Linked DNA regions of Homo sapiens: regions 2 and 3 are each linked to region 1. Evidence: chromatin loops called from intact Hi-C (ENCODE). Cell type or tissue: PC-9. All regions are shown on one strand. Links, peaks and the distances in the headings refer to the core of each region. The heading gives the core; the rest is flanking DNA.

Region 1 (10,817 bases), core at 1,097-9,096:
GTTCTATTCCCAGTCTTCCTTATTTTGCTTAATCTTTTCAATTGCTCAGGTCAAAGACTTGATGTCATACTTTTTTGTCTCCTTGTCTCTTTTTCTCTGTCTCTCTGTCTCTCTCATCCCCCCACCACCACTTCATCATCTACTTGTTTGACCTCCAGCTATACAGCATCTGAGCACTTCCAAATACTTTTTTTAACTGCTACCACCCCACCTAAAACACAACTATTTCCCTTACAACATATTATTATAGTAGCGTCCCAGTTAGCATCCCAGCTTCTGCTCTTGTCCCACTATTATCTATTCTTAACAGAGCAGCTAGAGTGATGCTGTTAAAATATAAGTCAGATGATGTCACTCCTTTACTAGAAAACTTCTAATGTCTCCCTCCTCAGCACTTTTGCATCAGGTGCTCCCCCTGCCTGAAAAGCTCTTTCCACAGACAGCTTCATGGCTTGCTCTCTTTCTCTCTTTTAATGTGAGGACTTTTCTGACCACCCTATTTAAAATTTGAGTCTCCTCAACTCCAGCATTTCCTATCTCTTTCCCTTGCTTTACTTCTTGCCTTATTACTTTCTAACTTATCAAAGAATTTATTTTTTTCTGAATTCTCCAAATAGACAAAAAGATTGACAAGAGAAGGGGCTACACACACACACACACACACACACACACACACGCTTGCACATACATGACATACATGGATCATGGTATCCTAGTATCATGGACGTCAACAGAAGAAGGAATTTCAAGTAAGAATAAGTGATCAGCAGTGTCAAATATTTTGGAGAAAGTGAGTATGATAGGCTGATAAATTTCCAAAAGAAGGTGTTGGTGACCTTATAGTAAACAGCTTCTGTAAAGTGAATGAGGAAATAAAAGGAGGAAGGTGTCTGTAAGAAGGCAAGAGAGAATGAGATCCAGAACAAACTATGAGATACTTGTCTTTAAAAGAAGTTACTTCTCTTCCGTTACAATGGGGGAGAGAGAGAGAGAGAGAGAGAGAGAGAGAGAGAGAGAGAGAGAGAGATGATAGGAGTGGTCTATTAAGCCCCGAGATTGGTGGGTAGAGATTGACGGAGAGCCCATCATAGTTCACCCACCTTCCCTGGAAAGTAGGAAATTGGGAAGTCAGGTTATCTTTTGGAAAGGGGAGATAATAGGTAAATAAATTTGAGGAACATGTATATTTTAAATGGCCACTGTGGAGAATGAAAGAGGAATCTGAAGGAAAACATAAGGATGGTTGAATTATTCTCTGCAGGATTGCTTTGTTTTGTTTTCCTTTTGATAAAAAGGCTATTGTTGAAGATGAGTTAATCTTTAGTAATGGTGGCTCAGCCTTCCCTGTGCACATTGTGGGAAACAGGGTCTTGAGAACGGAATTATGAAACTAATTTCGTGAGCACCCATGGAGCCATTGGTATATGTGTAGATAGAGGTGTAGATGTGCATAGGTGTATGTGTGAAGTGTAGGTATTCTTTCATACATCTAACCTTGCACATCCCACACTTTCCTATGAACACCCTTAACTAGTCTTTGCTACGCCCAATATGTACTTTCATTCATCCATCATCAGACAAACATTTCAAGCTCTTACATAGAACTATCTGTCTTTACCATCTATCCGGGGAAAAGCTCCATTTTGACTGCCTACACAGCAGTTTGTGCAATTATCCAATATGTTACAGAATATTGGTCTTATGATTACGTTCATATACATGGAAATGGAAAACAGGTGGTGATAATTAAAAACATGACTGAGATAAATGGAAACTTTTAGGTGTTCTGAGACTGCAGGTCTCTACCTGTATATGCTCATTAGTAAATGCATGTAGTCAAATGCAAAAAAAAAAAAAAAAGATGAAAAGGAGCTTCTGAAAATGTGTCCCACTAGGAGTAAGGAAGGGCTAGTCATGCAGGCTTAGAGGATTTCAGATTCATGCTTATAGTCTGAATAAGAAATGAGAAAAGGGCAGCAGGTTTTTCTTTCTTCCTTAGAACACTTTGATTCTGATCCCTCACATTTTTGAAATTCTCCAAAACTTATCTGAGCTGCTTCCGCCATTGTCTGTTTCCTCTCCATGTACCAGACAAATCCTCCAGCTGCCTGACAAAGCCTTTGGGTTCTCAGTTCAATGGCAGACTGTTGCCCGTTAAAGGGGAAAACCCTGCGTCTTAAACTTGAGGATTTTCGCAGGAGCATTTGTCCACGTGCACTGAACCCAAAGAGCTCGATTTAGCTGCTGAGTTTACAGCCACTGCGGCTATCCTTTCCCCAACCTCAGCCCAAACCATGTATGAGGCCAACCACAATTAGTTGTTTCTTTATACTGGGAAGACTCAACTTGTAATTTAGACAGGAATGGCCATCTAAAAGGAATTATTCTATGCTACTTTTTGTGCCTATCCTGATTCTGCTGCAGTTTTCCTCTAAATTTACAGGTACTTAATATTTTGGAAGGTCAAGCAGGAAGAATTTATCTCTGGGAAAAGTCTGCATGCTTCCACTTCAGCTCTAAGTTGTTTGAACAAAATGACTAAAAATAAGGACAAAAAATTCCCATGGTTAGATTTCAGTAAAATTACCATTAATTTTACTCACACAATTTAATTTATGAAATGATAGAGTTTATTCCAAGTTATTTTATAAAGAGAAAGGATAGAAGTAATATTAGACCAGTTAAAAATGAAATAACTACCCACTGATGCAAAATGGTCTAGTTAATGTAGTGTAAGTGTTGTTCTTCCTTGGTAGACAAGGGAAAGAAATAAGATGAGAGCACTCATGAGCAGATAAATCCATCTTTTTTTACCTTCTAACTACTTTCCAACCTGGAACACCTTTAAGAGAGAAACAGAGTGCTACAAATAATTATGCTCAAACAGCCTGTATAAACAGGGATGATCCCGGGCACACTAAGACATATTGTTTCCCTACCTCTCTAGGTCTGGGCCCTCTGTATCCAAGACTTTGCTGCTGGTCCATGGTGGCATTCTTCCCACCCTGTCTTCCATGGCAGAACCTCTTTCCTGGTGGCTAAACTAACTTGGACTACTGTTCAGCTTCCTAAAAGGAATAAATTTATCTACTTTGGCAATTGTAATGTTGGTCACCTTAATACATTTATCAACCCATGAAGATCTGGAGATATTAGCATGTTACTTTCAAATTTATTACTTTTATATTTTACACAAAATAGGGAGTTCAGTGCACAGACACAGTATGCAAACAAGTTTCCTGCATTCTTCCATGTCAGCTCTTCCAAACAGTATTGAGAAGTGTCTGATGAATGGATCTTTCTCCCCTATGTTCTAACTTATCAATAATTTTTAGAAAAAAAATGAAATTAGGCAGGTATTTAGAATCAAATGGTGCACAAAATACTTCACTTATTTTATTTATTTGATTGATTGACTCAATGGGCATTTAATAAGCACTTACTATGTGTCAAGTAAGTACTCTGCCAGAACTTTCAGTATTAAAATATATATAGTGTTATAAATATGGTCAGGTCAGGCATGTAAATCAGAAATTACAGTTCAGCATAAGTGCCATGAAATGGTATGCACAGAATGCATGGAGGGTCCTTGGAATTAATGGAAGATAGTAGGAGTGTAACACCTGGTGGGGCTGGTGGGGCTCTCAGGGACCCTAGAGTTGGTGATATTTAAACTGACCCTTAAAGGTACAGAGGCAGTTAATTAGCTTGAGGAAAGGGATCATTCCAAGGAATAGTGAAAGTGGGAGGCTAGGTAATACTGTTAGAATCTTAACAAGAGTGACTATGGAAAAAGTACTCCAGGGAAGTGGTGGAAAATTGGGGTGGAGACACAGATTTGAAAAAAAAAAAAGGAGAAAACACAAACTTCTGAGAAAACAAATCCAGAGAGCATGTTAGTACATCTTGGCTATGCTTCTATAATACCTGCAGATAAACAGGATGAGACAGGCTATGTAAGTAGTAGTCTTACCTCATTTTACAGATATAAAAGCTGAAAGTTAGAGGGGTAGGGTTTTCTAACTTTGTGAAGTAAAAATTATGCTCATCTTCAAGAGCTAAATTATGCTCTATAGGAAAACTGAAGGATAAAGAAGATAAGTTCATTTTGGTTTACGCAACCAAAAATAACTATTTTCTAAGTAGTCAGCCTCTGCAATTTTATAGATAGATAGATAGATAGATAGATAGATAGATAGATAGATAGATGATAGATATCTTTATATATAGATATATATCTTTATAGATAGACAGATGATAGATAGATATCTTTATATATATAGATATATATATCTTGATAGATAGATGATAGATATCTTTATATATATATCTTTATAGATAGACAGATGATAGATAGATGATAGATAGATAGATAGATAGATAGATAGATGATAGATGATAGATAGATGACAGATAGATGATAGATAGATAGATAGATAGATAGATAGATAGATAGATAGATAGATCGATCTTATTTGGGGAGCATATCATCTGTCTTGACTTTCTCCAGCCTCATAAAACCTGAATAACTGACAAACCTCTACTTCATTTTACAACATCTAGATGCAGAATAAATACACATACCACTCCAATTTAAAATGTTTTACCTCCCAAATGCAAATATTTTCAGTATCTCCTGTAAAAATATGACCTTGAGTTTTTAATTGTTGACTTGAAGACTTAGGATATTTCATATCGGCAGCAATTGAAAGAATGCTATTCATGTTAACCACAAGAGGCTTAAGAGAGTGAGCTAACTGCTGCATCCGCATTCTTGGAGCCGTCTGATAACAAAAGAGGCTGTTCCGCTGCTTGATGGCAGCAGGGGTCTGAGGGCTCTGGCTCTGGCTCTCTCACCGAGACTGTCAGGCAGAGAGGTGGGTCATGGGGCAGGGCTGGAGCTTCTGGACTCATCCATGACTTCTGACTTTGAGAACGAGGAACTCAGCGCCCACAGAGAATGAGATCAGCTGCTTTTAAGGACACTCTGGTTGTCAGGCTCAATGAACACCCACATTAGACATCGCTGGACAGGCAAGGAAAAGGACATGTGGTTCCTATGTTGTCTCCGAAATACTGACTCCACAGGGACACTTGTAGACATATTTTCCCAAAGGCCTTCCAAGGGAAAGAAGGCTGCTTGTTTTCCACAAGTTCGGTTAGTTTCAGGACACTATAACTTCCAAATAAAGTTACCTTCCCTCTGAATTCGAATTTGTTCTAAGGCACTGGGTTTCATATGTTCTTCAGACATTAAAAGTGTCTCCTCTAAGAGCACAACACATTTTTGTTCAGACAATTAAAGAAAAATACTTTAAGGGATTATTTTATTGTCTTTAAAGACCTCCAGGCTTTCAGAAATTGTATCTTTGAAGAAAATCTGTGTGTCCTGAGTTCCATACTATTCATGTACTCATGAGTATCCATGAGTCTTCAAATTTTGAGATACAGAATTCTTGTTGTGGCTGCAAAATGAAAGAAAAGCATAGCCTATCTTTTTTTTTTCTTTTTTTGCTCTATACTACATCAAAAAGCTTAGTTTATAGAGCCCCCAATATTTTATTGAACACCATTTTAATTAAAGTGGTCAAAGCAATTTGTATCATGAGGACACAGCAAAAATTGAGATGACCATGAATCATGTCACTTATCTATGACATTACCTTTAACCATAGATTTAAATCTATCTTTGGAGGTTTATCTTCAAAAATCTAACATAGAAAACATATACCCATAACCTCACTGACTGAACACTCGCTAATGTTATAACCAAGTTTAATAATTTTATGAAGATAAAGTCTATCTTTGTGAAAGTGTCATGAAATTTACCCATCATTAATATTAGACTGTCATTAATGCAAAATGAAAAGTTTTCATTTTAGGCCAATTTCACAGAAAAGGAAAGAAATTAAACCTCCTATTTTCTGTCTGAATTTGTATGTCCAGAATCCCTGCTCTGTTTTTGGTTATATTAATTTTATTGACTCTGACTAGCACCTAGGATGATTCACACCTACCTTTTGCTCCAGCAGCCTTTTGACCACCTTTGTACTGAAGATCAGTCCTTGGAAAGTAGCCTGCCTACCAAACCACTGGTAGTTATGGAAACCTGACTTATACGCACACTTTGGGGCTTACTTGCTCTAGATCTCAACCCACTTGGCCTGAGATACCAGCAGATTGACAGTTGCAGTTCGCCTGTCTCAAGGCTAATATTATTAACATATAGATGGAATTATTAATCCCATCTGTATTACAAATAGCATTTAGTTGATTCATATTTGAACCTCTGACTAATGACATAGATGAATTACATATCTCACCGTTACGATAAAATTTTTAACTTACTTCTTATCAATAAAGTGATGTCTCTTAATGATTATGTTAAGGATGAAATTAAACTATATATTTTTTACACATGAGGTTAGAGTTAGGGTGAGGGTTAAAGGATCTATTTAATAACAGGAAACTTTACGGCATATTAGATGCAAGATACACAAATTATAAAAGATAGATATCTCATCTGAACTTAAATACTTAATGCAAGTACCCTGTATTTTTAATTAATTTCCTTTTAATCATTTGCCTATATTGTCTCAAATATATTGTCAGCTGCTAGAAGACAGACTGTACCCTGCGCTTCTTGTTCTTTGCCTTGCACTTAACCAAGTATCTGCTCAGAGTGTGCACTCAGTACCTTGTATATGATATGCTTTATATTTACAGTTTCTGATTATAACAAAAATCAGCTGGGAAAGCAGGTATTGTGATATTTTTAGACACTCAGTGGGAGAGGTCGAGTGATTGCCTGGAGTCACATAATGTGTGGGTGATGAAGCCGGGATTCAAAAAGGTCTGTGTGTATCTCAAGGACTGACAGACCCCATGTGCCCCACTGGGTGCTCTTACCCCCAATAAGTTGAATCACCAATTAGAATGAGGCTGGAATACTGATAAATTTTTTTAAATACTTCCAATTTTAAATATTAAATTTTCTTTGATTATGGATTCCTCAAGACTATGGATACAGTTTAATCCTTGTGCATCTGGCTTATGAATAGAATGAACTAAAATCTTAAAAAGTCATTAATACCATTTCTATCAGTTAATCAGCATAGCAGAGATTATATTAAAATTTCTTAAACAGCTATGTTAAAATGTTAAAAAGAAATCAGAAAGCACTTGCTATGTATATTATTAGCACCTCTTATAAACACTATGTATAAACATGTTAAGGGAGATAGATTGGAAAGCAATTATAATTTACTCAGTTTGAGAATCTTGCTCTACACACTAATGCAAAGATCAAATCCATTTTCTTAATGTTGGATTTGGAGTTAACAACTGCAGTAGCATATGGACATTCACATGTGTAGATTAAGAACTATATCACTATACACCAGCACTTTTATTCTTTTCAAAACAGACAAGCTTCTGTTTCTTTTGTTCTTAAAGCTTTGACACTCATTCTATCTTGAATTTCCATCTGCACAAACAGAGTTTTTCTGTTTAGCCACGGTTAGGGATTCCTAGTGCCAAGTCCAAAACTCTACAGCGGGTTTGTCTAAACAACAGCTGTGCACGATGCCATCTTTCAGCAATAGTTTGTTCGCCATAAACTTATAATTATCTGCAGGTTATCAGATGTCCTCTTGGAGCAGGGCTGCCCTGGAAGCGTATGCACTAGCTAATTGCTTCTGAATTCTCTGCTCACTGTTTCCTTTACCCATCTGGAGGATCTTGTGGGAGTACACAAACAAAGCCCCTGGCTTCCCAGCAAGACCGTCAACACACCCTCTAGTCAGAGGTCACAAACTGGCCACCCTAGTGTGAATCTGGCTCCCAGATGGTTTTTGTTTAGTGGGCACAGCATTACAATTTTCTTGGCCCTCACTGAATACAATTGGTTCTATCCCCTAGATACTCAGGAAAATCAACTGGAAGCTTTTCATAAATATTTATGACTGATCTGGAATAGGATCTGGGCATCTGACTATTTTTCAATGTTTCCAGGAGATATTATTTTTTAACCATTTCACCTTTTATTTTAGATTCAGAGGGTACACATGTAAGTCTGTGATATGGTTATATTGCTTGATGCGGAGTTTGAGATACAAATGATCCCATCACACAGGTAGTGAGCATAGTACCCAACAGCTAGTTTTTCTATGCTCACTCTCCTCCCATCCCTTTTAGTAGTCCCCAGTGTTTATTGTTCTCATCTTCATGTCCATGAGTGCCAAATATTAAACTCCCACTTATAAGTTAGAAGATGCAATATTTGGTTTCCTGTTCCTGAGTTAATTTGCTTAGGATGATGGCCTCTAACTGAATTTGTGTTGCTGGAAAGGACATGATTTCATTCTTTTTTATGGCTGTATAGTATTCCATGGTGTACATGTACCACATGTTTTTTATCCAGTCCCATTGATGGACACATAGGTTGATTTCATGTCTTTGCTATGGTGAATAGTGCTACAATGAATGTACAAGTGCGTATATTTTTTTCATAGAATGACTTATTTTCTTTGGATATACACCCAGTAAAGAAATTGCTGGATCAAATTGTAGTTCTGTTTTTAGTTCTTAGAGAAATCTCCAAACTGCTTTCCACAGTGGATGAACTAATTTACATTACCGCCAATAGTATGTAAGCATTCTCTTTTTTTCTTCAGGAGATTTTAACGCCAGTCATGATTGAGAACCATTGCAGTCTACATTTAGAAAAGAACATCATCAACAACAAGGGTTTCTGATATAAACAACAAGATAAAGCTGAAAATATCTGAGGATGAAGACAGGTGCAGAAGCCACCCTGGCCCAGACTAATGATGGCTGAATAATTCCACATGGGGCATCTGGAAGAATCAAGAGAGACAGGGCATTGTTTAGAACCAGACACTCAGAGGCAATGTCTTAAAGGTGAGAACAAACAACAGAGCTAGACTTTCTCTGAGTCTGACTGACAGTGTCAAGGAATATATGGCCAGTTCTCTACAATGGAGACAGCACCAGGAGAGAAAGATCTCAGAACCAAGTGAGATGGAGTAGGACATTTACTGAAGAATAGAAAACCAGAATTAGGGAAGCAGAGATAAGACAAGGACCCAGTGGTGAGAAAAAAAGGCCAAAAAGGTAAGGAATCGGGCTGATGGAAGAAGTGGCTCGGCCAGGCGCGGTGGCTCACACCTGTAATCCCAGCACTTTGGGAGGCCGAGGCGGGTGGATCACGAGGTCAGAAGATCAAGACCATCCTGGCTAACACGGTGAAACCCTGTCTCTACTAAAGATACAAAAAATTAGCCGGGCATGATGGCACACACCTGTAGTCCCTGCTACTCAGGAGGCTGACGCAGGAGAATGGCGTGAACCCGGGAGGCGGAGCTTGCAGTGAGCCGAGATCGCGCCACTGCATTCCACCCTGGACAACAAAGCGAGCTCCGTCTCAAAAAAAAAAACATAAAACAAAAAGCAAAAAAAAACAAGTGGCTCAGGACTGAGGTGTAAATGATGAGGGTTTGATCATGCTGTGTATGTATTCTAGGAGTGGTTGTTGCCACTTAAAAAGGGATATAATTTGTGCAAAACATCTACAATCAGAATCAAGGCAACAAATCTGTTGCAATGGTTTAATATAAGCAGCAAAAAAGATGAACAGAACATCTGTTTCTATCAGAGACCTTTGTCTTCTGAATAGCTGCTCTTGAGACTGGTGTACTAGGTATCAGTAGTGGCAATTAATGAAGGCAACATGGAATAAGCAACAAGTTTTCCAGTAAATGGACAATGTAGCATCAGAAGTTAGATGCTGAGTCAGAAGGATGAAGTCACTCCATTGGAATCGCCATACCCAAGTCTAGACCTGAGCAATATCATGAAATCCTTCTGATGAAGAAAAGGGACCTGATTTGTTGGTTATTATTCCTATTGTTATATGGTCATGTTAGTTATCTATTGCAGCATAACAAGTCACCCCCAAAGTGTTGTACTTTAAATTAAAAATACGTATATTATGTCACAGAATCTTTGAGGAGCAGGGATCCAGGAGTGGCTTAGCTAGTGCTTCTGGCTTGGGTTATCTCATATGGTTGCACTCAAAGGTCTTGGCAAAGGCTGAAGTCATCCAAAGGCTTGAGTGGGATAAAGGATCTGCTCCTCAGCTTATTGCTGGCAGAGGCCTCAGTGCCCACCACGAGGGTCTCTCCATAGGGTTGCTCACAACATGGCAGCTGGCTTCCCCTAGGGAGAGAGACAGAGAGAGAAAGAAAAAGCATAACTAAGACAGATCTTTTATAACCTAACCTCTAAAGTAACCTACCATCATCCTTGCCGTATTATGTTGGTCACAGGCCAACACTGGTACAATGAGGGAGGAGTGATATAAATACCAGGGTATAAGTAACAGGAGGTAGGACTCCATCTCAGAGACTGGCTACCACATTGGTTATTGCTGTTATCTTTATTTATAATTTCTTTGGTGTCTCAAAAACATCCACATTGTAGAAATGAAGATACTAGGATTCTGAAAGACTTTTTTTGTTTGTTTGTTTTTGTTTTTTGGTTTTTGGTTTTTTTTTTGAGACGGAGTCTCGCTTTGTTGCCCAGGCTGCAGTGCAGTGGCGCGATCTCGGCTCACTGCAAGCTCTGCCTCCCAGGTTCACGCCATTCTCCTGCCTCAGCCTCCTGAGTAGCTGGGACTACAGGCGCCTGCCACCATGCCGGCTATTTTTTTGTATTTTTAGTAGAGACGGGGTTTCACCATGTTAGCCAGGATGGTCTCGATCTCCTGACCTCGTGATCCGCCCGTCTCAGCCTCC
Region 2 (10,817 bases), core at 1,277-9,276, 310 kb after region 1:
AGCCAAAAAATCTACGGTAGTTATAGAATATCCATACTGTACAGTTGTCTTCAAAGTATTAGGTGGTTCAAAAACATCAGAATACCAGGGGGCACAGGGTTGCACAAAGAAAATACCAAGTGATTTATCATTAACTTTGCTTCTTAATAGGTTGGTCAGATTCTTGCCTGCTCTAATGCCTCTGGTTGAACAAAACACTGTTTGGAAAGAGAAACCTGCAGTTACCCAAAGCTGAGTTTGGCTGAGATAGTAAAGTTTACATTCCATTGTTTGCTAGGTCCTTACCCCATGGAATGTCTCAGAACACGATTCAGGCCACCAAGAGGTCAGCAGCGCTTTGGCCAAATGCTACCTCAGGGAATTACATATTACCTTATACATGGTATGTGTCACTTATGCATTAAACACTAGCTTTGAAAGTCCCTTCCCCACTCCACCGTTGCCCGGTTGAAGGCATCTGAGTGCAGAAATACATAACATCCAACACCCACACACGATTAATTTACTTCCTTGCACACTCATTGTTCTCCTCTGTGATGAACAGTGAGCAGAGGGTATGTGTGGTACTCTTAATAACAAGTAATATTATTAAAAACTACCTCAATATTTGCCTGCATTTGGGAAAATGGAAAGCACGTGGCAAAAACTCCACAGGGGCTGTAGGTTCAGGGTCACACTTGAAGGACCAGCTGATCAAACAGAGAGTCCACTGGATCTGAATCCATCCATGTGGTATGACTGAGTAAACAGATGTGCATAATCAGAGCATCCTTTGACTTGAGCAGCTGCAAACTTTAGTGACGTCAGAAGCACCTGCAGTGCCTGTTTAAAATGTGCAGAGTCCTCAGCTCCACCCACCCCAGTGATTCTGACTTGGCAGCTCTGAAATGGGGCCAAGAAATCTGATGGATGTCCCAGGAGACAGAAATGCATATCACACTTTGAGAAACACCACCTCGGGTCAGGCGCAGTGGCTCATGTCTTATAATCGCTGCACTTCAGAAGGCTGAGGCAGGAGGACTGTGTGAGGTCAGAAGTTTGAGCCCAGCCTGGGCAATATAGCAAGACCCCATCTCTAAAAAAAAATTTTTTTTTTAATTAGCCAGTGTGGTGGTGCACACTTGTGGTCCTAGCTACTCAGGAGGCTGGGGTGGGAGGATTGCTTCAGCCCAGGAGTTAGAGGTTACAGTGAGCTATGATCATGCTACCACACTCCAGCCTGGACAACAGAGAGACCTTGTCTCTGTCTCTAAAAAAAGAGAGAGAGAGAGAAATACCACCTTTAAATCTTAACCAAGTTACTTAAAAGCCTCTTATTCAGTAAATACTCTTTTTAAAAAATTATATTTGCCTTCATGACTATTAATCCATTCCTTCATAGAGAGACTTATCTCTACTGCTTACACACTGGATTCTTATGTCTTAATAGGAAAACCTTTAGGCAGGCTAACCACATCTTAACCAATATTATTGGGGATAATAAGCTTGAAAAGAGAAAAATGATTTCGCAGTCACATGGCTGTGAGGAGCATGGACTATTTTCTCCTCCAGGGTATTTAATTTAAAGCTGATGCAGCATCAGAGCTGCCAGTCCAATTGTCAGTGTCAGAACACGTCGTTATCAACAACACCCAGGTTAGAGTGAGAAAAGCAAGAGGCGCCACAGGCCTCACGCTCACTTCAGCCGCTCCCAACATCTCCTTGGAATGGAGAGGCGGTTCACGCAAGGTGACAGGGATGGCCCTGGAGCTGCTTGGCACAGGCCAACTTCACTTAACGAGTGTTCAGAATCACACTCAGCATGGAGAAATTCACCCTGACCCTGGATGCCTGCCCCCTGGCATACACTCACTTACATTTTTACTCAATTACTATTTCTAAGAACAGAGACAAAAAAAAAAAAAAATGCAGAGCCCCACTGCTCAGCAGCCTTGCAGGGAAGGTCTGAAAGGGGTCTGCAGGGTTTTTCCAGAGCCTGCGAGCTAGGCAAGGTGGAAGAGCCTCCCACTGTTATGGGAATCTATGTGGAGCTTGCGCCCCATCTCCCCTTCCACACCCTCAGACACTCCTGATTTTCCCTGACTCGCTGAGGAGCAGGGTGGGTTTCCAATGCTTTTTCACCAAAGGAAGACAGAAGCTCGCAGCAATTAAGTGACCGAAAATAACCCCAAGTGAGGAGTGTCTGAGAAGAAAAACCGCCCGAAGAACCAGGGTAGGCCTCTCACTTTGTTTACTATGGGAGGAAAAGATGAAAAGGAAATTAATCCCAAGTAGTAGGCAAGAAAGTTACAAAATTAACAGGACAGGATTCCAAAGGAAAAGCCAAAAAAGGGGGGAAAAGTTTGGGGTCTCTGTGGTATGGTGGCATCTGGGCCAGACCTGAATTCAGATTTTGGCTCTGTCACCAGCCAGCTCTGTGACCAAGGACAAGGTGTTTACCTCTCCAAACCACGATTTCCTAAAAAATGGGGATCGTCATTCTGGCCCTCCCTGACCAACCAATGTGGGGAAAATTAGGATGATGTGTCTTAAGTACCAGGGACATAGGGGGTATTCAACAAATGTTTTCTTTCTCTCATTCCCTCCCGTTTTCCTTTCCAAATAGCCAGTTAGCTAGGGGGAAAAAATCAGATGTTTAACTCCTTGGTTGAGCTAGTGAAATAAAATTAGAATTTAGAGTATAAAAACAAAACGTAATGACTCACAAACGGGAGCTTTAAAGGCATGATTAAACTTTTCACTCTTTTTATTCACATTGCAGCTTGTAGCCACTTTGAGGCTCTCTGTACTAAAATCAACGTATATTCTCAACAGAATGAGTTCTTTTTGAGGAAACCCCAGCTTAGGCCACTGTAAATAAACTATACTGATTTCTAACCAACAATGTGTAGGCATGATACATTGCAGAATAGGGTATCCAGTGACCTAGGCTTTTCCTAGGATAATAAAAACATTTCTTTTGTCTCTAGCCGGGACCTCCACCCACACTTAGAATCAACATAATCCAAACCTTCTCAGGGCCTCAAAAATATGCAGTGAACCAATGCCAGGATTGCAAGTCTGTTTCCTTTTTTCCTGAGCATGGTTCAGGGATAACTTTAGCCACTGAATTCCTTGAGCGTCAGGATCACCCAAGCTCTATTCTTTGTTGTGGACTCATCGTCCAGCATATAGTAAGCATTCAATAAATGGCTGAATTAATCAGTGTTCCCAATAAGAAAGGGTTGAGGACTTCTGGCTTTTGTACCCCTCAGCCTAACACCTGGTGCTGGCTCTGAGGAGCTTGCACCTGCTCCGAGGGTCAGGGCTAAGTGGTTTGAGCAAGTGGCAAGCTCACAGGTCCAGTTGGCTGAGGGCCTGACCCATGACGATCCATTTCCTTAAGCAAACGAGACATGTCAATACAAAGGTCACAAATAATCAGCAGCATAACTCCCCGACAGGTCTCCCTCTAGAGCAGGGGCGTCCAATCTTTCAGCTTCCCTGGGCCTCACTGGAAAAACAAGAATTGTCTTGGGCCACACATAAAATAGACTAACACTAACGATAGCTGATAAGCTTTAAAAATATTGCAAAAAAAAATCTCATAATTTTTTAAGAAAATTTACAAATTTACATTGGGCCGCATTCAAGGCCATCCTGGACTGCATGCAGGCCGAGGGTTGGACAAGCTTGCTCTAGAACCTTAAAGGAGAGAAAATCTCCTTTCACTTTGGTTCAGGACAAGAAACATTAATTGAGCAACTACTATGTGTCAAGAACAAGAACATAGATACAAATAAAGATATAAAAAGGAACATTCCCTTGACATTCAGGCCATGCTGTCCAACCCTCCAGAGAGTGGCCTCCATGGGGATCAGGAAAGGTGTATGTCAAATCACTCTGTGACCCCTAAAACACATATCTCATCCCCACAAGTCATTCTTTTACATGCTGCAATATAGTCATTGCATTACTTCAAAGCTATTCATCAGTTTTTCTCATGTAAACTCTTACTAAAAAAAATTCTAGGCACCTTTGTGATCGCTCAGGTACAAGGCTGCATTTCAGAATCTCATCTTGCCTCTGGCAAGTTCCCCACAGGAGACAAACACTAAAGATGGATTTGATATAACTATGTCAAACGAGGAATAAAGCAGACAAGTGTACTCACCAAGGTACCCACAGAGCACCTGGGACTGTCTGGAGCACAAGCTGCCCACTGAGCCAGAGGGTGTTGTAACAACTGGGCAGACAGCTAGGAGTTTTAAAAAGCACAGTCATTAGCTATTTTACTGAAGAGATGCCTGGCACAGAACTATACAAAGATTCAAAGTAGAAGAGGGACTCATTGAATGTTCTTATCATTTCCCCAGAAATAAGGTCCCTGCTACCTGGGGCCAGGGGATTAGACACTGAGGATCTAAGGAGGATTCCAGATTTTAGTCCCAGATCTTCTGGCATCCCTTAACCAGCAGTCAGACTCCTGAATTCAGTTTTCCCTTTAGCACGTTCTAATGTTAAAATAACAGAGTACAATTTACATACTGAAACGGTAAAATAAATACCTTGATTTATATTAAAGATGAATAAGAAAGGCTTTGACCTCCTTTGACAAAAGACAGTCTACCGATTAAGAATAAAACTTTGGTTTTCATTTGGCTGGCCTAGATTTCAGTGTTCTTAAAACCACCTGTCATCATTTCTAACCCGCATGTGAAAACTCCTTCTTGAATGAGTCAAAAATACAAGTGAATATTGGTTTGGGGCTACTTACCTACAGTTTAAAAAGCTAGAGCTCTCTGAAATGGACTAAACGCATCTTCCACAATAGTTATTACATCTGGAAAATTTGAACTTCACTTTCTTTAAAGTAACAGCAACCCAATTTGTATTTTGCCCACCATATTCTTAGAAAAGAAAGCACACCCCCTCCCCCACAAAATATCTCAAATTGAAGAGGAAATATTGCTGAGTGTTCAAAACTTTTTCCATTGGTGGTAAGGTCAATAAAAATATAGAATTTTTGCAGAAGAAGATGTTAATTCAAACCCCTGTTCTGTCACTGATTTCCTGTGAATCCATGGAGAAGTCTGTAAGATGAGGCAGACGTAACCCTGCCTCTGAGGGTTTTTATAAAATTGAAATGAGATGATATATTTAAAACAGACTGACAGACAAAAGGTGGTCAAGGAATATGAGCAGTTGTCTAACTTGTGTGACAAAAGAAGCCCTGACTGCCTATTAGGGCCTGGCATGAATATCATTCTTTCCTGGCTCCTTTCATACACTGGGAGTCCATGCACCTTCCATGTTTATAGAGCACGTCTTCTAGAAGTAACACTGCCACTATTCAGACCTGACTTGAAAACTTCTTTCAACACAAGACAAAGGCTTTGTGGACTCTTCTCTTGATTTATTTTTTATTTTTGCCATATGTGTGCCTCTTATCACTTGATTTTTAAATGGATAACAAAGACTTTTTCCATACTCTGGAACTTACCATGTCCAATATTCAGCCCACTATCAAGATCCCAGTGGCAGATTTTTCACAAATGTGTGGATTACACCTTCTAGGCGGAACACTCTTTAACTGAGATATGGGGCTCTGACTGGCCAGTGTGGCATGGAAGACGAAGACCCAACAGCGGGGATTCTATAAGCACATACTGCTATCATGTTGCCACCATATGCTGCTTCCAGCTGACATCTGCTCACATATGTTCCCACCAATAAGAAACCATGCTGTTTATTTTTAGAGGCTTCTCCACAGTCTTACAGGAAGAAAATTCCCTCAAATAACCAGTCAGCAAAGACAGGAAGCTACACTGGATATAAACGGTTTGTCACAAGATTAACAAGTCAGACAAAGTTTTCTCATTCGTATCTGACCTTTAAAAAGAGATGCTGAAAGTTATCTTAAATAAAAATCTCAAAGAATACAACCAGAGAAAGGTAGAATATGCAGAGTAAGTCACTTGGTTAGCAATACTTTTTCTTCAAACTATGGCCCTATGCATTTCTTGGGGGGATTTAAGTGCTTTTCCTGGGAAACAGCACCTTCTTCAGGCCAGTGTACGCCGTGGTGCAGAAGAGGGACAATTCTATTAAACAGAATTCAGATCCCAAGGTCACCCAGGTCATAGGAAGTCTGTGTGGGAATAAGATGAGGTAATTATTGTCACTTGCAATTTCCAGCCTGCAGTTCTCAAGTATGCACCTTTGGTTTACTTTCACTCTGCTATAAAACAGCATTAAAATCCCTTCTTTTCTTTCCTTTCTTTCTTTTTTGTTTTTAAGTAAGGCAGGAGGACAGGGAGCTCTGGTGCTGATCCAATGCCTTAGAAGTTAAGACCATGAATGAGATAGAGATGTAAGGATGCTAATGATTGTTCAGTCTACAGAAAGCAAACCTTAGTTTTAAAATAATCAGTTTTCAGGCCGGGCGCGGTGGCTCACGCCTATAATCCCAACACTTTGGGAGGCCGAGGCAGGCAGACCACGAGGTCAGGAGTTTGAGACCAGCCTGGCCAATATGGTGAAACTCCGTCTCTACTAAAAATACAAAAATGAACTGGGTGTGGTGCCACGTGCCTGTAGTCCCAGTTACTCAGGAGACTAAGGTAGAAGAATCGCTTGAACCCAGGAGGCGGAGGTTGCAGTAAACTGAGATCACACCACTGCACTCCAGCCTGGGTGACACAGTGAGACTCTGTCTCAGAAAAAGGAAAAAAAATCAGTTTTCAATCATCTACATCATTGAAGCAGCACTGAGGTATGGATACACTCTGTTTAGAACAGTGAGGCTTTGGATATATGCGAAAAGGCTTTGTAACAAAGAAATGTAAAGAATTCTCAAAATCTGAGGCATTTATAGTCTTACAAACATAACTTTTTTTATTTTAAATTTTATTTTATTTTATTTTAAGTTCCGGGATACATGTGCAGGATGTGCAGGTTTGTGACACAGGTAAACGTGTGCCATGGTGGTTTGCTGCACCTATCAACCCCATCACCTAGGTATCAAGCCCTGCATGCATTAGCAATGAATCCTGATGCTCTCCCTACCCCATCCCCACTGACAGACCCCAGTGTGTGTTGTTCCCCTCACTACGTGCATGTGAGAAACCTGATATTTTTAGAAGAACGCAGGCACTCACTAATTTATGATGGGGGACTATGGGTAACACAAGTCATAAAATAGAAACAGTCCTAGAATTAAAACTTCGCATGGGTAATTTACAAAGTAATTAAATGACTAGGAAGTTAATTAACTGTAACAATGTTGGGGTTTATTTTTGCCTGCAATGACACAGCTAAGAAATAAAGCAACAAAACAAAAATACACAGTGTTTCCAGAGTATGTTTCTGAACTATCTGCACAAGGATCACCTGGCCGCCTTATCAAGATGCAGGTTTCTGGAGCCCATCTTAAAACGAACTGAATTATAATCTGAATTGGAGTGGCTGACAAAGGCTTGGGAATCTACATTTATAAAGGTACATCAGTAATTATTTTGCATGGTAAAATTTGAGAACCCTGGTACAGGTTATTATGCCTTACAGGTTAGCAAGGCCTTTTACAGAACCTCATTTGACCTCAAAACAATCCAATCAGGTGAATCAAGGAAAAATTATTCCCTCATAAGGGCTATTTGTTCTGAGTAGGTAGTGGTTTTGTCTACTGTGAGGGTCTATAGGATAGAGATAAAGCCATTCTTACTGCAATGATATCTTAAGTAAAATTAGATGTCTTACAAATGTACAACTAAACTCCCTATCAAATAAGCTCCTGCCCTAATCCCTCCAGCCTCTCCACACAAACAAACAATGCATCTCTCTTGTGATATAGCAACTCTGTAAGTGGGTACAATCATTCCTCCCAACACTGAACTACAATGAGTTTCTACTCTTCTTAGAGAATTCTCAGCAAGAAAGGGAAAACTGATCCAAATGTATAACAATTCAGGGTCAGCTTAGATCAAGACCCTCTTTCTATAATCTGAGTACTTGTGACAAACAGTTAATAAAATTAGACATGACTTTACACACATAGTTTCATTATTGATGGTGATATTTTCTGACAGTGGAATTCTTCTGAAATACCTCTCTCTCCAGGACAAACTAGCACCGGTCACCTCATTCTACGTAGAAGAAAAGTGTAAGTTTAGTAGGTGGAATCATGGCAGTTCAGGACTTAGTTTAGAGATCCGATCAGTGATTTTAGTTAACACACATAATAACCTAAGGCTTAATACTATGAAGAGATACAAATGAGTGACTAAATTACTATCCAAAACAACTTAATGTTTTAAAAATGCCTCAAGATATCTCAGACAGAAAACAGTGAAGACAGGTACAAGAAACCCAGGGTGGTGAAGTTTAACAGATCCATCTGAAGGTGGAACCTCCTGCTTCAGAGCCTGAGGTCATGGCTATTATTCAGCTTTGCTTCTGCTTGGCTACTTCCAGGTAGGAGTCAGAGGTTTGGTGCACTCCTTCCTCTGTCTCCCTCTCGTTAACCTGCAGAGCCCAAAATGCCAAGGATGAACTTGAATGTAGAAACATTTTCCCCACAGAAAGCCCTGACTGACCTCTGGGGGGACCGTTCCTTGACCAAACCACCCATCCTTTGCACAGAAAAGTCCTCCATCTGTGATTGTTTCTTTATCTGTCTAAAGTAGAATCAGAATAAGTCATTCACACTTTTCTGGAGTTTCTAAGCCAGCAGTTTTATTACAAGAGTTCACTGCTGGGTGCGGTGGCTCACGACTGTAATCCCAGCACTTTGGGAGGCCAAGGCAGGCAGATCATGAGGTCAGGAGACTGAGACCATCCTGGCTAACACGGTGAAACCCCGTCTCTACTAAAAAAAATTAGCTGGGCATGGTGGGGGGTGCCTGTAGTCCCAGCTACTCGGGAGGCTGAGGCAGAAGAATGGCATGAACCCCGGAGGCAGAGCTTGCAGTGAGCTGAAATCGCACCACTGCACTCCAGCCTAGGTGACGGAGCGAGACTCTGTCTCAAAAAAAAAAAAAAAAAAGAGTTCACTATAAAGGAAGTAGAAACAACTGCAGTCATATTGCCATAAGATGTCAAAGCAAAAGTGAAAATAAGTGAAAATGAGATTAAGCCAATAGATAGGGGAATAAATGATCATATTTTAAAAAAATCAAAATAGAAGAAATGACAAAGTTACTGCTACATCTGGTGTAAACAGAAAAATCCCTGATAAACTTGGTCTAAGAAGCACTGACATTACCAACACTGAAATGAATCCAAAACTTTAAAATTAAATTATATTTCTCAGAAAATTCCCATCTATGTTTTGGCAACAATAAATATTTTAGAGCTCTGAAAATCCACTAAAAAGTACACAGTCATCTTTTTCAGATGGAGAGATTTGCAAAGACCAGTGGACTTGCGGTCATTTCAGTGTCTTTCTCAAAACCAAATTTTGCATTCTTGCTTACAAGATGAAGTAACAAATAAGGATTCTTACAATAGCCTAAAATTATGAATGAATAGTTATTTGCAAACTAGCTTGTCAAGACAGATGTGGTATTTGTCAGTGTCGTGTGGGTTAGATAAGAAAAGTAAAATAAACAGAGCCAAAGTCACAGTCACAACGTTTTTCTTTTTCTTTCAGAAGACCAAAAAGATACTACAGTACTTCCTGAAACAACAACTCCAAAAGACCAGTGTTATTCTTAAATAGCTACTCCATGACTTTTTCTTCAGAAACGCAGCGTCTCTTCTTCAGAAATAACCTGTTTCATAATTACCGACATATAGATAGCTTGGAAGGCCTGAGGGACGGGGACACGCTAGTGGAACATGCTAGTGTGAGAGAAAAACAGCTGCCTGTGGAGGGATGGAAATGCATTCAAACTATTTCCAGAAGGTTTGGACTTTACAATATCCAGGAAGCATTTTCCATTTGCCTTAAGTTCCTCAAGTCATTGTGGTTGAGGGAACATCTAAGCCAAACATTTCTGACTTATCAGGCAGTAACAAATCCAAGCGTTCATTTGAGAGAATGAAGGGATGGTCCCGGCCCAGGGAGGACCGCTTTCTCAGCACGATGAGGCTTTCCCTCCTAACAGACACTAAAGCCAGTGAATTCAATTCCTCTTGGACAGCAATGTTTTTCCACATCACTGAAGTGGTGTTACTGGGTTGCCCCAGGAAAGCCAGGATGCTAACTCACTGAGAGAATATGTTGCACTGTGAACAACTACCCAAGGCCTTAGTGTGGCTTCCCCTCTCTGATATCATTTCTACTCCTCAAACCCTCTGCAGTTACTCTCGACCAGCCCCTCCCCTTCATCTCATCCAGCTTCCTCTTTGAGATTTCTTTTTTTTTTTTTTTCATTTTTCAGATGAAGTCTTGCTCTTGTCTCCCAGGCTGGAGTGCAGTGGCGCAATCTCGGCTCACTGCAACCTCTGCCTCCCGGGTTCGAGCAATTCTCCTGCCTCAGCCTCCCAAGTAGCTGGGATTACAGGCGCCTACCACCATGCCCGGCTAATTTTTGTATTTTAAGTAGAGACAGGGTTTCACCATATTGGCCAGGCTAGTTTCAAACTCCTGACCCCAGGTGATCCACCCGCCTCAGCCTCCCAAAGTGCTGGGATTACAGGCGCCAGCCACTGCACCCGGCCTCCTCTTTTAGATTTCTACACCGTAATGTCATACTATTGCTAAAGCCGCCTTTAAAATGAATTGCCTGAAGGCTAAGAGGCGGCTGTGGCCAGTGCTTGGTTGCGGAGGTGAGATGAGGTCTACATGAGTATAACCACAGCTGCCTGACCTGCCTCAGCCTTGACTCCAAATGTCC
Region 3 (10,817 bases), core at 1,174-9,173, 210 kb after region 1:
AGTATCTTTTAAAGTAAATAAGTGTTTCACAATTTTTTTTCTGTTAATGACACATTCCCATAGTAAAAGAATAAAGGATTTGGTCTCTTCTTGACCTTTTAATTTTCTTCTTAGGCTTTCTAAAATAAAACTTTATACAGATGATGGTAATTGCTCAAAAAACATAACATTTATTCCATCACCAACCTCAAAACATTCTGCATCATATTATGACACTTATAAACTATGGGTATCTGATAAGCTTGGTTGTCCTTTTGGGAGGTTCTAATTTATTTCAGGCAGGTTTGACCCCTGAACTTATATACAGAAAATAAAAGGAGAGAGAAGAAATTCCTTCATGAAGTACAAAAAACGAAACAAAACAAAACAAAACAAAACATGTTGCAGGAAACAGAGTGCAAAGACGACACTGGAAAAAGCACAGCTGTAATGTCCATGTTGCTACTTCACCCATCATGGACCAAAGGAAGGCTCCCTATAAGTGGAAAGGTTGTACACCTATGAATTAAGAGACAGTAGCCTCATCAACATTATATACGTAAGAATAACAAGACGTCATTTTCTTCTAAAAAGTTCTAGCATTGCATTTACAAAGATTAAAATATTAAAAATGGAGTCAGCTATCCCTTGAATTTTCCTTCTAGTCTTCTGGGTGACTTTTACACTCTGGGCTTCATGATGGTGGCTGTGACCTGCAAATCTTGGCTCTATTCCCTAAGCTTCTAGTATCTTGGGATTTCTCTAGGTTTTTTATTTGTATTTTTTTCTTTTTTCCTGTATGATTGTCCTACTCTGGCTACCAGTTGACATAAATGAGAAATGAAGATAAAAATGCAGTCACTGTCAAGGGTATAAAAAAAAGGAAGTGATAACAAGCATAATCCAAGAATTGCAGTTACTGTCAAATGCAAGGAGAATCTAAGAATTGCAGTTAAGCGAGGGCATTAATGCTTAGCTTTGGAATGGATCATCAAATTTAGATAGCCTTCTTGCTGAACTCTAACAAATATTAAAATAAGTCTGAGCCCTGGGGATACCCACCAAGTTATAGTTCTGAGAGGCCAGCCTGCATTTCACATTTTTCTTCAGTTGAGGTACAAAGTGGACAATCCACATAAATTAATGGGAAATCAATTGTATATGTTGAGTGTTGAGAAATGCCAGTGGGATGAGAAAAGGGAAGAAGAGATGAAGCAAGGAGGCACATTTCACATGTAGCCAGGCGTACAGGGCCTCCAATCAGATCCGTCATTCTATCTCCCACACTTTAGATGATGCTTACAATAGTCACGGGTCACAACACGAAATCCTTTATTCCCATGGCAAATAGCATTTGAAAATGAAGCTCCGTGCAATTAAGGTTTGTTGGGAATTTTTTCCCTTTTCACATATGGCAATATTTATCTTCAAAGTCCTTCTCTTGGGCTCACAGTCTCCTTTATAAAGCAGCTGGTCTTGTGTGGCCTAATTGTGAGATGATTTGTTGTGTGATTCAGTAGCATTGTTTATTTGTACAGCGGTTCGGTGGAATTTATAAACTGCATAATATTGTTCTAGACTGTTTTCCTTTTAGTAAGAAGCCACATTTTCTCCAGCATTCATGACTGGGATTATAATTAGGTGGAGCACTCAAGATATTTTCATCCCAACTTCCTCTGTTAATTAATGACATTAAACAAGAAACTCTTGCAATTAAATGAAAAGATGTGAGCAGAACATGGAAAGAGAACTAGAGTGATGAATCAAGTTGAACTCAATCTTTGTTTTGCATATGAGAGCTTGTAACAAATGCTCACATGTAACTAATACAAGCTGTAAGTTATTTCTAATTAGTCCTAGCTGTTCTCAGGAAAACCGAATCAAATCATGGAGTGTTTTAGAAAAGATCTCTTTTGCTATTCTTGGTCTGTCCCCGAGAAACCCTCAGCAAATGGTCCCAGTTACTTGTCACACGTTCTTCAATGATGAAATGTCTCCAGTGCTGCCAGGCCTATAAAAAGTTCTAAAAGCAATTTGACCTTCCCATTTCGTTTCCTTTATTAAAAAGAAGCTGCATGTGGGCATTTTGGTTTTTTTCCGATAGAATATTTCCAAATCAAGTATGAATGGAATTTTCAAAGTACTTAGGAGATTAAAAAACAAAGTGATAATTTCAGGATCTGGGATGAAATCATTAAGATTTGTTGAAGCTCAGAAGAATGGCTTGGGGCAAAACAGGGATGTCACAGGGGAACAGCCAGTTAGCCATTGGTCAAGCAGTTTTCAACATGGCATTGCTTTAGTGAATGAGTCACAAGCCAGGATCTGGCCCTCAGACTTTGCAGCCCAGCAAACGGACCTTATCAATAATCCCAGACATGGTCAGAATCTTGGGGAGCCACTCACACACTAGTCCACAGGAGATTAATATATAAGCCAAAAGACCAATTTACTAATTTATTATGGGTGATATCTCTGTCCAGAGTCTTGAATGTTTGCCCCTCCTAGCTAAGGTATCCCTTTGCACACGCTGATGGAAACGTTCCCATCTTCCCAGCTGGGAAACTGGGTTATTAATCTGAATGTTGTTTGGTTGGCATGGAACTGAAACAAATGGAAGGGAAATGTCTCAAGGATCATGTCATCTAAGTGAAGACATGGTTCAATAAAATTTCCATCATATCACAGAGAACAATCCTCCACATATGTGTCCCCCAAATTCAGCCATCTCAATCCTCTAAGATTGAAGGTAAATTATTAATTCTGTTATTCCTTTCTTCTTGTGCTGCATGTCTTTATTTAAAAGTTTAAGATTATAGTTAACTAACATCTAATTACTATTTCTATAAACCCCAGAAGACACGCTATTTCTGTTATATGCTTATTTAATTTCTTTAGATTTCTAACAGCAACCTTTCTTACCCCTTGTCTAAGTTTCTTGGGAAAGCCTTGCCATCACCCCAATGTATCGTCTTTAAACTTTAGGATTCAACCATTCACTGAAGATATATTCATTTATCTGAAACATATTGAGTATATGCTAAGTGCAGAGCACTGGGGTGGGCATAGTTCAAAGCACAAAAAGAAAAGAGGAGATAAGCCCTGCTGCCAGGAAATCTCAAATTCATTTAGGGAGACGAACTATACACACACACATCCAAAAAAATAATATAGAGCAGTACATCATTTAGTGACAAATACGCAGTAGAGTTCAAAGGAAGGAATAACTAGAATTGTTCAGAGAAGGTTTTTGTTTTGTTTTGAGACCGGATCTCTCTCTGTCACCCAGGCTGGAGTGCATGGAGTGCAGTGGTACAATCATTGCTCATGGCAGGCTTGACTTCCCTGGCTCCAGTGACCCTCCCACCTCACCTCAGCCTCCTGCTTAGCTGGGACTACAGGCGTGCACCACCACACAAGGCTAATTTATTTTTATTTTTATTATTATTATTTTTTTTTTGTAGAGAGAGGGTTTCACCATGTTGCCCAGATGATCTTGAACTCCTGGGCTCAAGTAACCCACCCACCTCGGCCTCCCAAAGTGCTGGGATGACAGGCATGAGCCACTGCTCCCCACTCAGAAAAAAATGTTTAATGGAAAAAGTGGGATTTAGGAGAAAAACTGAATAAATTTCTTCTTAGATTAAGGCAAGATTTCTCAATCTAGGCACTATGGATATTGTGAGTCAGAGAATTCCTTGTCATGAGGGCCTTTCTCATGCATTCTAGGGTATCTAGCAACAGCCCTGGCCTCTACCCACCATGCTAATAGCACCTTTCCCTTAAGTTTCCACAACCAAAAAACCTCCAGAAATTGTCAAATATCCCCTGAGGGGCAAAATCACCTCAGGTGAGAACCGTAAGGTTTAGGTGACTGGTCATGTAAGTGAATTATTCAACTGACCCTTAGAGATGGGTGAACAATGCTCAGGGGAGAGGTTAGGGCTAAAGATTCAGAGTGGTGAGCTGGCAGCACTGGATGTGAATAAATAATTCCAAGGACTGGGCAAGAGGAGGATCTAAGAGAAGAGGTGGGCCTGGGACTGGATATAGCATAACTGTTGTTATAACATTTATTTTTTGCATGAACACTAATGTTTTATAAGTACTTAAAAGGTTCCCATCTTTATCTAAATTGGTGACATTTTAAAATAGATCTGTCTTTGAAAATACTACAAATAAAGAGGAGGGGTGGGAACATACAACTAATTATCTCAGGAGACATCTAAATAATATCTCAGGGCCGGGTGTAGTGGCTCAGGCCTGTAATCTTAGCATTTTGGGAGGCCGAGGCGGGCGGATCACTTGAGGTCAGGAGTTCCAGACCAGCCTGGCCAAAGTGGTGAAACCCTATCTCTACTAAAATACAAAAATTAGCAGGGTGTGGTGGCTCTTGTCTGTAATCCTAGCTACTCGGGAGGCTGAGGCAGCAGAATTGCTTGAACCCGGGAGGCGGAGGTTGCAGTGAGCCGAGATAGCGCCACTGCACGCCAGCCTGAAGGACAGAGCAAGACTCCCTCTAAAAATAATAATAATAATAATAATAATATCTCAGAAGACACATAAATTTGTCCTATAAGAAAAAAAATAGAATTATGAGAATACCACCAACAAAAATTTGCAAGGGGAGCAGAAAGTTTCCTCCTTACTGTATATAATTTTGCTTGAGAACTTGAAATTTAAACTGAGTGCCTGAAATATTATTACAAAGCACATTTCAAAATAGCAGTCGTCATAAGAAATGTCATTCACAGCTATCATCCAATACCTTTCCAGAGTGGTGTTTTTCCCGCCCTTTAGGGCTGCACATGAGCAAAATCTCAATCATCATCAATAGCCATTTGGTTTTCCCAAAATGCTTAATGGAACAAGCCAGCTTGGGAGAAGTAATTGTTATCTGTGGCCAGTCTGTGTCTTTGCTAGTGACCCTGGAGAGGGGACCAAGAAAGAGGGCAGCTGGCCAAGGGGCGCCTGATACCACAGCAGGCCTGTGTGTAGTCCGTGAAGGGAAGTCATCAGCGGGCTCACTGTCTTCCAGATATATTTTGTAATAATTCTAGCAGGAAGTGAGAAGGCCCAGTGAGTCATGCAGAAATACATCCTTAAAAAAAAAAAATCCATTTGACCTTTCCAACTTGTCCAGATGTACACCGTTTTTAAATTTTGCTTGTTTTTAACTCACCATACAAACAGGTACTGTGAGGAAACCTGGTTAGGTGTTGGTCCCAGGAGACTCTTTCGCCTAGAGTGTGGTGCCCAGAAGCATAAAGGGGCACAGAGGAGAACAACGGATTCAGAGAGGAAACTGGGCTGTATCTGAAACCTTTAGCAGCCTTGCGGAATTAGTTTCAATTCTTTGTATTTTGCTCTTTGCCTGGCCTCCAGCGTGTCGGGAGCAGCGGTGCAGAAACAACGCTGATTCAGAAAGTCTGGTTGCCAGACATTCTGTTGGAAACAGAAATCCGAAAGGGATTCTGACCTGTGTTGAGGGGGCAAGCTGGACATGGCTAGGGCCTGTTATCCTTGCATGCAGAGGAAAGAATCAGAATCCCTTGAGTCAAAAAAATCACAGTGCAAAGCAGCCTTAAAAAAGAAAGAAATAAAATAAAAGTGCTCACTTTCCTTGGATTTTCAGAGTTTTGGGTTAGGCTCCAATGGGAAATGCCACAGCGGGGAAAATATTCTCAGACAACTTCTCCCCCCACAACCCCTCCCCAGATAAAACCTTTTCTATGCAGTGATTCTTTCAAGCCACAGAGACATGTTTAGGGTAAATTTTATTTTATCCAAACCCTTTTATCCATTTTTTTTTACCGTTTATTCCTTTTCTTCCCCAACCATTACCATTTGCTTCCTTTAAAAAAAGAAGAAACTGCTCACATGATGGCACACACTTGAATAGCTCCAAGACCTATTCTTAGACTGATATATAAGGAATTTACTCACCACTCCCTTCGGATTAATGGGCATTAACCTTTGGAATACAGTCTTTTTATGTATGTCAGGGTATTTTTAAGAATGGGAAAACCCAGGATACAGATAAACAACAATGGTTCCAAAGGAGAGTTATTTTTAGACCTGACATCCCCAAGTACATAAAGCTACAGACACCAAAATGGTTCTCACTCATGTGCCCCTCCTGTCACTTTTACAAATCACTCTCCACCCACCTGCTTGGTCTGGTATGTTCGTGCATGTGCACAAACATGCACACACATGTGCATATACACCTCAGACCTCTGCATAAAATCCCACTGTCACAATCTCTAGTTTTGATCAAAACCCAAATCATGCTGAAGAGTAAAATTGTAACAGTTTCCCCCAGATAAAAGATCATTCTTGATAAGGCTTTCTCCTAAAACTTTTGTAAAAATTGCTGGGGTGGTTGAAAGTTTTTCTATACACATTTAAATGTTGGATGTTTCTCCAAACCAGTCTTGAACTCTTGAGGGCGTCATGGTAAAATGCTGGCGATGTTCCTGCTGTTACTACCAACAACCAGCCTCTGAAAAAATGGACAGAGACTCCGTTGAAGAGAATGGAAAAAGCTCACTTATGTGATACTGCATATAAAATCTGCAACGGAAAAGAAAGTAATAGCACCTGAAAGTTTAATACATTTATGCTGATCTAGAGCACTCTGTTGAGGTTCACTTGGGACATGCAAAATTACATGTTTATTTCCCAAATGTAAGTCTATCTAAAATACGGAGGAGTACACTTTAGAGGATCTCTTGCTTTCCACTTATGTAGGGTATATTTCATACTCTAAAGAACTAATAGAAGAACTAATAGGGTCTGAGGATAATGTGAACTGTCAGCCATATATAGTGAACGGTTAGCCACATATATATATGGCTATATATATATATATAGCCATATATATATACAGCAACCATTTGGCTGCTGTTTATATATACACATATGTATGTGTATATACATATATATACGTATATACACACACACATATATGTGTATATGTGTATATACATATATACATATACACATATATGTGTGTGTGTATATACATATATATACGTATACACACACACACACACTCATATATATATATATACACACACACACAGCAGCTGAATAGTTCTAACAACCAGAGGGAATCAGTTTCTTTGGATGGTTTTACCAAAATTGTCTAAGCATGTTTATGTTCCAGGAGCAGAAATATCATTGTGTTAACAATTTTAAAGATCTTAGTCAATTGAGTCACTATCTGGGATTTCTTTCCAAATAATCCAGTGGAGGAAAAGGGAAAGTGAAGAATAATGTAAATAAAGCAGTTGTAGATGAATAAAGGATACATGAGGCTTCTGTATTCTTCTTGCTACTTTTGTATATGTTTGAAATTTTCCATGATAATAAACTTTTAAAATTTCCACATAGCCATTCATTTATTTCCAGTATTAACTCTTTGAGTGACTTTCAAAACAGCACATTTTTCCAGTTGAATTCACATGATTAAAGCATACATATAGGTAGCAGTCTAGTTTGGGGGCTTTACGGAGCAGTGTAAGCAATAAGACACCCAGAGACCCAAATCCTGGCTTCGCCACTTCCTAACAGAGATCTCAGGCAAAATTACTTACACTCCCTGAACATGGTGATTTTATATGTAATTTGATGAGGATGATAATAATATCTACTTTATCATAAAGTCATTTTGAAGGGTAAAGAAGTTAATAGAGCTAAAAAGGTCTCGATGCAATTGGTGATTAATAAATATGCGGTGTATTTTCCATCAAAATCATTATTGGAATGTTAAAAGCCAAAATTATTTCAAACTAAAAAAAGAGAAAAACCAGAGTAAGTGCTTATTTAGGTATGAATTTGACCTACATATATCAAGCACCATTTGTGTGCTTTGAACTGTGCCAGGCACAACACAGAATAATATATAATCATTGTTTTAGAGAATCCTATAGCCTTGTGGTGGACAGATAGACAAATTTATATACCAGTGAAGAAGAGCCAAAACAGGGGTATGGATGTGGAACTCCTGGAGTCCTAGAGAGGACACTGTGAGCCCAGCCCAGAAGGGGTCATTGAGTCGTTAATCAGGCACTCAATTAGGGCATCCTACTGACCACTAAGCCCTGCTCCACAGCCTCCCAGGGAATCCATCCAAGCTCCTGGCCAATCCTTTGCCTCCCCTGGCCATATCCTAGGTAACCAACAGACAGCCACGGAAACGGAGCATACACAGTGGAAGGAAACCAGAACAAATAACCTCTGGCATTTCCACTCATTTCAAGACAGTACATCTGAATTGTTAATAAACAGAGAACAGAACTGTTGGAAGGAGCATAGCAGATTGGAGGGTCTAGCTGGAGGGGCTAGGGTGGGGATTTGGGACAGAGGGGGATATAATGGGAACATTTGAAAGGTTGTTTATTGCCAGTACATGGGGTCAGCTGCAGAGCCCCTTGGCCATCAGAAGGCTGTCTCTTGCAGGCTTTGCCTTCAGGCAGGGGACAAAGAAGATGTGAAAACTGAAAAAGAGAAATAGCTGGCAGGGAGGAGAGTGTGCAGAAAAAGGCAATGCTCCAAATAACTTGCCCCTCCTATTTTCTATTGGCACTATAAATACCATTCTAAAATGTTACCGTAACTTAAGGAGTCTCTTTTAGGAAGCATTTGGTAGTGAGTCATCCCACAACTATGTATAAAGCTGAACACCCTGCTGTGACTCTGTGAAACTCCTCAACTGGCTTTTACCGGGTCTGTTTTGGAATCCCATCTCTGTGGCAAGGAAGGACATGTGCAATTTGCAGACAAGGTCACCTTTGCTGCCATGATCTCGACCACTGCACTTACTCCTGTCTTGCCCAGGGGACTTCCAGGAGAGGAGGGGGAGCGTCAGAAACCTGGACAACACAGATCCACTTTTAGGAGAGGAAGGCAGGGGCTAAATTTAATGAATAAAATGTTTTTGGAACACGACACTTTTCAGATGACAGGCTACAGACAAAAGAGAAATAGACCCAGGGTTCAAGGCAATGGACTCGAGACAATTGAATCTTATTCCCAAATATCCTAGATGCACTTTTGCCCGGTGTCTTTCTGCTGCAGAGGCCAAGCCGCCATTTTGGCCACCTGCCTAAGTAAGCTCCACGCACTTCCCTTTCAGGCCTCATCCCCTCCACCCCGTGGCTCTTCAGAAAGTCAGCAAGAACAATCAAGGGCCCGCACTGTGCTGACACAATGCTAGCAAAATTGTCACATTACCTTACACAGAGAGGGCCTTTCCGTTTATATGGAATCCTTACCAAACCCCTTGACATAGGCAGTGCTTATTAGCTTTGGGTTATTGATGTGGTTTAATGATTCTATCTTTTGAATAAAATATATCTGTCAGTATAATAATGTGTGTTTACTATGTGAAGATAGTAAAGCAAAAAATAATACTAACCCAAAGAGATAAGAACTAGTCTCGCATCACACAGAGATAAGAACGGTGAGCCTTTTGGTCCGTTTCTCTGCTGCATTGCATAGCAGCAGGTCAGCGCGTAGGCTCTGGAGCTCATTGCCTGCTTTTGTATTCTTAGCTCCTCCTTTTAAGACCTGTATGACTTTGGCCCATCTACTTCTCTGGTTATCTCACATTACTCACCTGAGAAATGGAGACTGTAATAGACTCTGTCTCATAGGGTTGTTGTAAAGACTACGTGTATTAATAAATGCGAAGCACTTAATAGTGCTGATAATCAGTGCCTGATAAAGTAAGCAGTATGGAAGTGTTTGCTCTTCTCAAGGTTCAGCTATTCTCTGCATGCACTTTTCTATACTGCTTGCCACTTCAAATCGAACTAGATATATTTTTTGTATGATATCAGCAATTCTTCATGAACAATTTTGTAACATTTCTGCTTTCTAATGATAAACTATTAAATATTTGTATAGAAAATCTAGAAAGTATAGAAAAGCACAAAAAAGAAAATGACAGTGTCACCAAATCTTACTGCTCTTAGGTAACAACTGTTACAAATTTACTATGTGTCTCATTATTTTTCTATATAGAGATTTTGGCAAAATTTAACCAACAATTGTGAGCATTTTACATTTTGCTAAATATTCTGCTATAGCATTTTAATAGCTCGATTGAGGCATATAATTTACATACTATAACATTCACTCAATCATAAGAGTATAGTTTGACAAATGTTAACGTATTCATTCTGCTGTGCAACTATCACCAAAACATAGCTTGAAAATACTTCCATCTCTCTAATGCAAAGTGATCTTAACCACTATGTAATATTACCCTGTAGGGTTATACTGTGCTATATATATTACATAAGTAATACATCTAACTAAATCCATATATTTGGGAGTCTGGATTATCTTAATTTTCTGTAACTATAATTAATACTGTAATGAATATCTTTGTGCCTGGAGCTATTGTGATTATTTTGTTAAGATAATTTCCCACAAACAGCATTACTGGATGTGTATAGTTATGTATAACCATCTTTTTCTATTTTTAATTTTTGTGGATACATAATAAGTGTATATATTTATGGGGTACATGAGATGTTTTAATACAGGCATTAAATAAGCACGTTATGGAGATTATGCATTTACACTTTGAGTTATGGACAATCCAATGCACTCTTTAGGTGATTTCAAAATATACAGTTAAGTTATATCTACGCTCTTGTACTATCAAACAGTAGGTCTTATTCATTCTTTTTAACCACTTTTTTTGTACCCATTAACCATCCCCACCTGCCCCTCACCCTCCCACTCTCCTTCTTAGCTTTTGGTAACCATCCTTCTACTCTTTATGTCCATGAGTTGAGTTGTTTTGATTTTTAGATCCCACA

Evidence for each region. Peaks named below come from ENCODE experiments on the same cell type or tissue, not always from the same donor. Only the 100,000 strongest peaks of a DNase experiment are listed, where the experiment ranks them.
Region 2: a loop joins it to region 1, with 16 times the contacts of the local background. A loop is called at or near these places in 4 of 110 quality-filtered maps.
Region 3: a loop joins it to region 1, with 5 times the contacts of the local background. A loop is called at or near these places in 2 of 110 quality-filtered maps.

What each region holds. Positions count from the first base shown.
Region 1 is chr1:218,668,613-218,679,429 of GRCh38, reverse strand. No RefSeq gene overlaps it. Among named protein-coding and RNA genes, the nearest start is that of LINC02869, 160 kb to the right of the region's middle. RefSeq lists a silencer at 4,809-5,103. In PC-9, for the core only: no CTCF peak of the experiment used is centred there; a DNase peak (open chromatin) is centred at 4,759.
Region 2 is chr1:218,356,754-218,367,570 of GRCh38, reverse strand. All of the region lies in intron 1 of TGFB2 (transforming growth factor beta 2), which reads right to left. Among named protein-coding and RNA genes, the nearest start is that of TGFB2-AS1, 16 kb to the right of the region's middle. In PC-9, for the core only: a CTCF peak has its summit at 6,057; no DNase peak of the experiment used is centred there; H3K27ac peaks cover 711 bases.
Region 3 is chr1:218,457,938-218,468,754 of GRCh38, reverse strand. No RefSeq gene overlaps it. Among named protein-coding and RNA genes, the nearest start is that of TGFB2-OT1, 21 kb to the right of the region's middle. RefSeq lists enhancers at 8,534-8,828, 8,577-9,576. In PC-9, for the core only: no CTCF peak of the experiment used is centred there; a DNase peak (open chromatin) is centred at 8,644; H3K27ac peaks cover 544 bases.